Regions from separate parts of the Homo sapiens genome. Here region 1 is linked to region 2. The links are chromatin loops, found by intact Hi-C in ENCODE. Cell type or tissue: PC-9. All regions are shown on one strand.

Region 1 (5,000 bases), 95 kb before region 2:
TGTTCAAATATTTGTGGAGGTGGAGTATAAGCAGAAGCTAAAATATAAGACACTTCCAAACCATGTGGCTTAAAGAGGCTTTAGTAGCACTTGCCTCCCCCTCCTAACAAGAACTGCCATGTTATACAACACGGAGTGCACCCATCTCGTCAGATGGCTCCCTCTACCCCCTGGCATCATGCAGGATGTAGCCTCAGCAGCCCATATTCTTAACCCTGCTACAAAGGAATAAAGATGGCTTCAGATGTCAGGAAGCTCCAAAATGCTACTTGGTGGAGAGGACAATTTAGGAGAGCGTCAGTAGCCTCCTCACTCCTCCCTGTCCTCCTCCTCACCATTTCCTCTGTTAAATTCCTTTTTTATGTTATGTTCTTTTTTGTAACAAGGAGCATTCTAATGGCAAGAGTATAAAGCAGAAAAATTAGGGAAGTTCTCTAGAGCAGTATTTCATAATCTGTTGTAATAACTATTAAGACCTACTTTGATCAAAATATTTCAGAGAGGCTTTCCTCCATAATAATAACTGAAGACTCCTACCCCTGTCTCTACCCTAAGTAAAACAGAACAAAAACAAAAAAAAATCTTAATATCAGAAGGCTACTATGAACTCAGCAACACCTTTAAATGTATTTTAATTGCATTACATCAGCATCCACATGCTTTTGGAAGATAATCATGCATACACAAGTGACATCTATCATCTAACTGGAATGCCTGGTCACTAATGGGTTCACAGGCTCTATCAAATAATTCCCATGGCTGAAGAGGCCCATGGTTCACAAATGGAGAACAAAAACATTTCACGAGGCCAAGTTTAAACAACTGTTTTCTAAACATAATATTTTTAGGCCTATCTCAAAAAGAAAAGATGTAGTTTAGACCCAAAGCCTTCACTCAACCGACTAAATCTGATCTCTGATTATAGCCCTTATACAAACTACTCCATATGAAATACTGCCACACCCAGAATCACATGATATTCATGGGCTACTTTCAGTCATTACACCATAAAAACCTTCAGTTTTAAAATATAAAACTGTACCTCCAGTTTTGTAATGTAAGACTGAATTGCTGATGGTAATGTAAAGATCATTAAGTTCAACCCCTCCGTTTACAGGTGAGGAAATTGAGGTCTAGAGAGAAGTGACCAATCTAAGGCACTACTAGTGGCCAAACCAGGTTTGAACACAACCCTGAACACTTCTCCTTTTATTTCGTAACATTTGGAAAAGTCTGTTATATGCTAACAACTTCCGATCATTACAATAAAGAAATCAGGCAGCTGGTTTAAATACCTCTATTTAGTCAACCATGCCAGACATTTATTATTTGGAATATTATAGCCAGCAGAAGTTAGATTTTTAAAAGTTATTTATATTTCAATTAATCAGGGCTGCTCTTCAGAATTAAGACTTGCTCTTTATTGTTGGTTTCTCAAGCACTAAAAGGGGGCTCTAATTGGTTGATTCCTCCTTCTCTTTTCCAATACACAGCAACTGGCATCAACCCAACTGGATTCCAAAGAGATTATGGAAGTGCTTTCCCTTCAGAGTTCCACTAATGTTCTTAATTGACTGGTTACCAGGTAATACCCAGAATAAAACAAAGCCTTGCTTTTAGAACTGAGTGCAGTGGTGTAGGACTGAATTCAGAATCAGTCAATTAGATAAAATAATGAAGCCCAGAGGCAGCCTGACCATCTCAATGTCTGATTTGAAAAGTAGTGACTAGTTTAAACCTTCTTAAAAAGTATTCCTTTTACAAATTGTATGGCTAATTGTACAGGGCTAAGCAAGAACAATTTCAGAGAATTTTCTCTCTCCTCCTTTTTAGTTTTGGTAGTAAGGATAATGGTAATGTGAGGGGGAAAAACAAGAAATTCACAATCCAGGCACATACAGTTGATAAATGAATCAACTGCATACAACATTCAGGTAGAAAGTCCATGCAGGAGTTTTGGGAAGTAATAATTCTGTGGCACAATTGTGAACTGTTCCCTCGTTCCTGTTGCTAAACTAAATGCAGAGAATCTTGGATATTTTTATGACAACTATGAATCAGGTGGCATTTCTTCCCCTCCCCCAAAGTCAGCAAATAACATCGTCATGGATTATATAACAAGATCAAGGAAAGCCTTAAGACCTTCATAGACAACAAAGGGCTTTTTTATTAAGCAGATATTTGGGCTGTTTTTGTAGCTGCCAGGAAATGAGACAGCAAGAGTCACCTCTATAGAATTTTATTATAGAAGGAAAACAGAAAAACCAAGTGACACTATTAAAGGTGCACAATACACTCTATTAATTTAGATGTGGCACATGAATGACATGTATCCCCATAAATATTGTGGGGCCCCTTCTCTTTTTTACAGTAGGAAGGTCCCTAATATTTATCATTGACAAACTGTGGACAAAGTCTGAAAATCTTACTACTTAATTGTCATTCTGATTTCATTTCTGAGTGGAGATTACTATTTTTGCCTGTCCAGATGGTAAAACATAAGCTTAAATTGTACACAAAACTTAATATGACAAAGCAAAACATTAAAGAAAAGTACTTGTTAATTTGTTACCTGATTGTTGCTTGTTTTCTTATTTATCTCTAAGTTTTTATCTACCACACATAGTTAAATCCCTGCCCTGAATGTATGTCAAACAATATTAAGTCATAATAACCATATTATAAGGGAACTTTACTACAACTGAAAAGAAAAAATTATGTATTAAAAAAATCTTTTAAATGTATGTTTAACCTTCTAATAACATTAAAAGTTTACTATTATAATACTTCCCCCATCTACTCGCCCACCGTTACCCTCACCTCTCACTCAGGTAACAAAGAATAAAACGATAACCGATTTTCATGGCCTCAAAATAGGATTCCTTGTGTTCAATGTTCAGGATTAAGATAAAGGGGCTGCTTAAGTAATTACGGACCCACATCATGGATGACATAAGACAAATTCCCCCTTTGTGGCAACTGCTTATTTGATTTTCAGACCAAATAAAAACAAGGGTTAAATATTCAATCACGAATGTGTGGCAGGTAGAGGGCAGAGGATCACTATTTTCGATTGACTAGTATGTGTTATGTAAGTAAACGGGGCAGATGAGGATCTGGCCCATGCACAAGATGCATTTAGTTTGAACTGAGTTGGTTTCCATTCAGAGGCTAGAGGGAGAAAGGCTTCAGTCCGATCCTATGACGATGTCGGCATTCACATACATCACATGATTTTCTTTCCTAGGCATTTCCCCTTACCCTCCCCGCCTTATAAAAACCCAAAGACAAAAACAACAGCAACCCCAAATCTGAAAGGGGGTAATCGCACTGCTCAAAATCCACACCTTTGTAAGCTCAACCTACACAGTACAGTGAGGAATCCAACAAATCCGGATCAAAAGTAAATCAGAAAGCAGGCAGTTGTTCAAAATTAAGAATAGGCCCTTCACTTTTCATACAAAAAAATCATGCCACACAATTTCGCCCTCTTCTTCCTCACAATAGAAGTTACCTCAACACAGAAGCCCAGGTCCCATCCTACAGCACAGCTAAGCCAAGGCAAGAGAAAGACTGTTTAGGATGTTCCATTTCCGCAGTCAAGAGAGGGAGAGTACAGGAGGAGAAGAAACACGCTTCATTCCTACATAGCCACACACACATTTAATTGTAGCCCAGTTTAAATTATACTCTTTGCTATTTAACGTCCTCCATTACTTATGAGGCTTTGAGAATTAAGGCAACTTTCTAATTCTTAGGAGACTTAAGTCACTCCCCTGTTACGCTACTTTGAATTACTTGGTATCATCCAAACCGAGCAAGAAAGAGCCAGCCTAGTTCAGGAAGGCTTCAGCCAGACACGCAGGCAGCTGCCGGCCGACTCTGAGTCTTAAAGACTTAATGATATTTAAAGATCCCTCAATTCGCCAGACACATTTGATACCACACACTAATAATTTACTTGGAAGGAGAAATTTGATTATAAATCCGAGTAAAATTAACTGGTTTGCGTTATCCATTTCTTCTTCTTTTTTATTTCTTTGAGATGGAGTTTCAGTCTTGTCGCCCAGGCTGGAGTGCAATGGCTTGATCTTGGCTCACTGCAACCTCCGCCTGCCAGGTTCAAGCGGTTCTCCTGCCTCAGCCTCCCAAGTAGCTGGGATTACAGGCGCCCGCTACCGCGCCCTGCTAATTTTTACATTTTTAGTAGAGACGGGTTTCACCATGTTGGCCAGGCTGGTCTTGAACTCCTGGTGATCCACCCACCTTGGCCTCCCAAAGCCCTGGGATTACAGGCGTGAGCCACCACGCCCAGCCTATCCACTTCTTCTTTATGGTACTTTGAATCTGCCCCATTAAATGTCCCTTAAAGGAAAATGTCCATCTAATCCTTTAAAAAGGTTGGAGGTTAGGGTACCAGTAATCTGTTCTTATTTTGCCACAGGCAAACCAATTTAAATAGAAAAAGGTTAAATACTGTAAGAAATTATATACTCTCCCCACCATTCCTACCTGAAATAAATCATTCTAATATTAAAGCAACAGAACCTATTTTAGTAGGACTTCCTTTCATTTTGAAAAAAAATTATTTATTCCCAAATTACTTCAAATTTATAACATATGAAATAAATAAGTGACAAAATTTAGCAACTCTCATAGCAGGTTTCCAGAGCTATTTCAGCCTGCACAGAGTCAGTATCTGTATAAAATACTTGTTCTAATGCCTCTCTACCAGTATACAACATGTGTTCTCTAAGTCAACTAAGTGACTGCAATTTGGAATATAGGAATATTAGTAAAATGGTGTATCGAAAGAAAAGTTAAGGTTTCCTATTATTTATTACATATTTTTAAGTAGCACTAAATTCTATCCCAACTGTAAAGATACAGAATTTAAATAATCCCCACAGCCACTCTCTTACAATGATATAAAAAAAACTTTTATAAAACTGATGAAACAAGCTTTGTGTACTAAACTTTCAACTTGAGTTTCATGATTT
Region 2 (5,000 bases):
GAGTGAATATTTTAGGTTTTGCAAGCCATATGGTCTTCGTCACAGCTACTCAACTCTACTGTTATAGCACAAAAACAGCCACAGATGATATGTATATGAGCGGGTATGGCTATGTTCCAATAAAACTTTATTTACAGAAGTATGGGGTGGGCCAGGTTTGGCCAGTGGGCCATGGTTTGCTGACGCCTGAGTGACAGTCCTTGCTCATGACCTCAAGGTTACCTTGAACTCTGCAAATTGTGAGATAATGAACCAATGTGAGTTCTTACATCCATTTTCCACCAAATATCAGCTACAACATGACCTCCCTAGCTGCTCAGAGTTAAATGATTTCACAGACTTTAATGGGTCACTGAGCTTTCATCTAGCCAAGGTTAAGGGTAACCAGCTTCTCTTTGGGGCCTGGTTAATTATTACCGTGCAAGTTTAAAGGGAATGACAGACAGGTAATTTTCTTACTAAAAATGACAACAGGAACCATACCAAGAACCAAGCAAGCCACTCTTAAACCCCCATTAGCTGGTGGGGTCATTTCTAATGGCACATTCACCGACGGGACAATCGTTCTGCTGGCCTATGCTAACCAGCAATTGAAATCAATGGGAGGCTCTGGGCACCAAAGCGGGTTTTTTTCTGGGCCACCTAACCCAGACCTTGTTTTTCCAGCTGACACTCTGCCTGTGTCAGCTAATTCCTGCTTTGGAAAATGCATTCCAGGGCTAATAAGGACTTTAAAGTCACACTATTTTCTCACCATGTTATTAAAACCCAAACGGCTTTGCTTATTCCTAACATGACCAGGAGGTTCTCTGGCTAGCTTAGAAATTGCCCGAATGTCACAGAAGCTGGGGTTTCAATTGGGAAGACAAATCATGAGGTTTATTTATTGATTTTATTAAATTAAGAATTTGTTTTTAAATTATTCAAGTGCTGTAATAGCAAAGCAGTGAGTTAGGTGCCATAAGAGAATCACATGAAGACCACGATTGGACTAGAAGGCTGACATGTTTGAAAATCTGCAAGGCAGCGTTCACCTGCACCACTTACTTACTTGTGGTAGGAAGCTGGGCAAACCTCTTCACTTCACTGAGCCTCAGTTTCCCCACGTGTGAAATGGCAACAATGAGACCAATTTCACGGTGTTGTCATTGATGGTGGCAACGTGTAAGTGCCCCTGAGGCCATTCCTGAATTGCAGCTAGCATGGAAGCAGGAAGGTCGTAGGTCTGGCCAAGCCAGAAATAGCTGAGAACTGGCTCCGGAAAACTGGCAGAATCAAACCCAAGCTGTGCTCCCCAGTGCTAATTGGGAATTCATCAGGAGAAACAATGACCAGCCAGAATAATTAGGAGAATGAGCTAATGGAACCTGCCCACCCCAAGCTTTGTTCATCCTAGGATGGCAACCAGTCCTCCCCCAGGCTGGTCCACAGCTGTCTCGAGGGAGGAGGGCTGTGTGGGGGCAGAGGCAGAGTGTGCCTCATTTCAGCATGCCTATCTTTATCTCCACCATCAGTTCTCACGAATGCTGCGCTGAGCTCACCAGACGGGGCAGCCGGGGCCAATCATCCAAGGCTTAGGGAGACCTGTGGATGCTGGCAGCAAGGCAGGGCCATAAGATGCAGACTAGAGCCAGGCGTTTCCCGGGCCCCTGCTCCTCAGTGGTGCAGCCACAAGCAGAATTTTCAGAAGCATGGATGGGATTTCCGACTTCATCTAGACTTCACATCCGCTTTGTTCAGAAAAGAAAACTCAGGCCCGGAGACGGATAGTTAGTGATTTGCCAAAGGTCGTGTAGACATCAGTATTGCTGCCATCCCAGGAGCCAGACTCAAATCTCCTTACTGACCTGTCTATCTCAACACCCTTTAGAAAGAGAGCCACCAACACTGGAGTTGGAGAGGCTAGGGGTTTGTTTGAACAGAGAAGGGATAGTGTGAGGTCAAGGATGCAAATTTCTAAAATTCTGAGCTGGGTTAAAAGAAAAATCTTTCTCTACTGTGGTAATATCCACATTGGAACAAGGGACCCTCCTCTCATCCCTTCATCACCAGACTATATTCAAGTCACGTATCCCCACCCAGAGGGAAAGGTTAGCTGCAGATGAAGAAGATGGAGCACAAACACTATTATTGCCTGATTCACTTTGTGGAAAATTTTCTAATCCTGGCCCTGCCATTTCCTGGCTGCGTGTCCTTGGGTAAGTTACTTCTCTGCTCTGAGCTCTGATTTCCCCACCTGCCAAACTGGGGTAGTGGTAGAATTGAGAATCTTTTGTAAGCTGTAATTTGTTAGATGAATGGAAGGTTTTGACCAAGGGGATTTTACATGTAAAGCAGACTGAGGCAGAGAATTTTTAGTTCATAGCAGGTGCCCCTGTTCCCTAAAAGAAGGCAAAGAAAAATAATGCCAGGCAGCTACCCCGCAGAGCCTGGAACCTCCTTCCTGTTTTAACAACCTCCCTGTAAACAGTCCAGGGGGTGATAAAGTCTCCTTCACTGAAATTCTGTGGTAAATTGCATTCCAGGCAGACTCACCAATCATTAGCCATGCGATCTTGTTTATCCTGCCCCAGCCTGGAATTTGGCCTCTTACAAAATCCCAGCTACAAAAGGAAAACAGGTTGGACCAAAACTGCTTAGTGAGTAAAGGAAGGCTTCCAAGAGGAAGGCTGGGGGATGTTTACTAAACAGATGCCAGGCCCAGGCCCACGCACCAGACCCTGGCCTGAAAGTTCCAGCTGACCTTCCTGTTGACATTGATTTGAAAGTTTGTGGTATGATCTGGCCCCCAGAGAGGATAGCTCCCAAACTTGGGTAATTGACTAGGCTCTGCCAAAAGTCAGGTCTCCGCTGCCAGTCATGGCCACATTGCCTTCCATTTGCCCAATGGAGGGATTAACATTTGTCGGGTACCTTGTATGGGGTGGGGATTGTGCAGTTCTCATCATTTCCCTCAGAAGTTTTGACAGAAGCATAACTTGAGTCTCTTCTGATCTATTGAGTCATTTGCCCAAGGTCATAGGGCCGGGAGGGTGAAATAGACAGGGGTGGCTGCTGTTTGTGTCGGCCGACACATTTCCTCCCCTCTCCACTTCTTAGGATAGCAGACCAAGATAGCCTGTCCACAGAGGCTGGGTGCAAGACCCAGGCTGATCCAATCCTAAGACCATATCCTCCTGGCAAAATCAGAGAGGAGCGTGCGACCAAGATGGGCCATTCAGATGCTGTTTCAAACATTTAACGTATGTAACTACATTTATGCCTCACGCAATGGACTGAATATTTCTGTCTCCCCAGATTTGTATGTTAAAATCCTAACCTCCAATGTGGTGATATTTGGAGATGGGTCCTTTGGGAGACAACTGAGTCATGAGAGTGGATCCCTCATGGAAGAGATTAGTGCCCTTATAAGAGGGACTCCAGAGAGCTCTCTTTCCTCTTTCCACCCTGCAATGACACAATAACAATCTGCAGCCTGCAGCAGGGCCCTGGAGCCAAACCATGCTGGCACCCTGACCTCAGGCTCCCAACCTCCAGAACTGTGAGAAATAAAGTTCTCTGGTTTATGGTACCTATTAGGTTGGTACAAAAGTAATTGCAGTTTTTGCCATTAGTTGTTTTTTTTGTTTGTTTGTGTGTTTGGTTTGTTTTGTTTTTCTTTTTTTTTTTTTTTTGTGAGATGGAGTCTCGCTCTGTCACCCAGGCTGGAGTGCAGTGGCATGATCTCGGCTCACTGCAAGCTCCGCCTCCTGGGTTCATGCCATTCTCCTGCCTCAGCCTCCCGAGTAGCTGGGACCACAGGCACCTGCCACCACGCCTGGCTAATTTTTCGTATTTTTAGTAGAGACGGGGTTTCACCGTGTTAGCCAGGATGGTCTCGATCTCCTGACCTCATGATCCGCCCACCTCGGCCTCCCAGAGTGCTGGGATTACAGGCGTGAGCCACTGCACCCTGCTTGCCATTAGTTTCAATCACAAGAACTGTAATTACTTTTGCATCAACCGTATAGTTATTGCAGCCCAAACTAAGATACCTCTTAGCAACCCAATGATATAGATCCTTACTGTACAGACAAACAGAGTTGTTATGTAACTTACTGGAGCTCACACAGCTAGTTAGTGGGAAGGCTAAGATTCAAACTCCAGAGCCCACACTCTTAGCCACTAGGCTAGCCTGAGCCTAGTGACTGTCCTCTTTCTGTTCCACCACAAAGCTTCTTGTGGCTTTGTTTTTCGTGAGAACGTCTAGTCCCTCCCCAACTCTGCTTTGAGGTGTTATTTAAACAATGTAATCGGGCCAATCTGCTTCTCATAATGCCTGACTCATTCTCTGTCTTCTACAGTGTCAAGTCCAAGTAGCATGTCTACTGTTGGGTCTGTGCTGCCTCCCCTCAATGGCTCACCCACACCCCCACACACATACACACCCACACACACACACCTGCTGACAGATCAGGCCACTGATGATTTCTGGAAAATGTCAGCTTCCTAGGGTGGCATCGTCCATACATATAATGCAAGTCACGTATGTAATTTTACATTTTCTAGCAGCTACATTAAAAAAGTAAAAAGAGGCCAGGCGCACCTGTAATCCTAGCACTTTGGGAGGCTGCGGCAGGCGGATCACGAGGTCAGGAGTTCGAGACCAGCCTGACCAACATGGTGAAACCTCATCTCTACTAAAAATACAAAAATTATCTGGGCATGGTGGCACGCGCCTGTAATCTCAGCTACTCAGGAGGATGAGGCAAGAGGATTGCTTGAACCCGGGAGGCGGAGGTTGCAGTGAGCCGAGATCACACTATTGCACTCCAGCCTGAGCAACAGAGCAAGACTCCATCTCAAAAAAAAAAAAAAAAGTAAAAAGAAACTGGTAAAATCCCTTTAGTAGCATATTAAATATATGTAAAATATTGACATTTCAACATGTAATCAACAGAAAACAAATTAGGAGTGAGTTTCTTGTTTTTGTTCTAAATTTTAGCAATCTGGCATATATC

The links. A loop is a pair of places that touch in the nucleus more often than their neighbours do. Peaks named below come from ENCODE experiments on the same cell type or tissue, not always from the same donor. Only the 100,000 strongest peaks of a DNase experiment are listed, where the experiment ranks them.
Region 1: a loop joins it to region 2, with 8 times the contacts of the local background. A loop is called at or near these places in 5 of 110 quality-filtered maps.

The regions. Positions count from the first base shown.
Region 1 is chr5:173,916,769-173,921,768 of GRCh38, reverse strand. The region is part of intron 2 of CPEB4 (cytoplasmic polyadenylation element binding protein 4); the gene reads right to left. Among named protein-coding and RNA genes, the nearest start is that of CPEB4, 31 kb to the right of the region's middle. RefSeq lists an enhancer at 3,507-3,766. In PC-9, a CTCF peak has its summit at 3,026; DNase peaks (open chromatin) are centred at 2,148, 3,148 and 3,558; H3K4me3 peaks cover 3,074 bases; H3K27ac peaks cover 3,756 bases.
Region 2 is chr5:173,821,931-173,826,930 of GRCh38, reverse strand. No RefSeq gene overlaps it. Among named protein-coding and RNA genes, the nearest start is that of LINC01485, 33 kb to the right of the region's middle. RefSeq lists a cis regulatory region at 4,107-4,509. In PC-9, no CTCF peak of the experiment used is centred here; DNase peaks (open chromatin) are centred at 2,580 and 4,270; H3K4me3 peaks cover 371 bases; H3K27ac peaks cover 3,720 bases.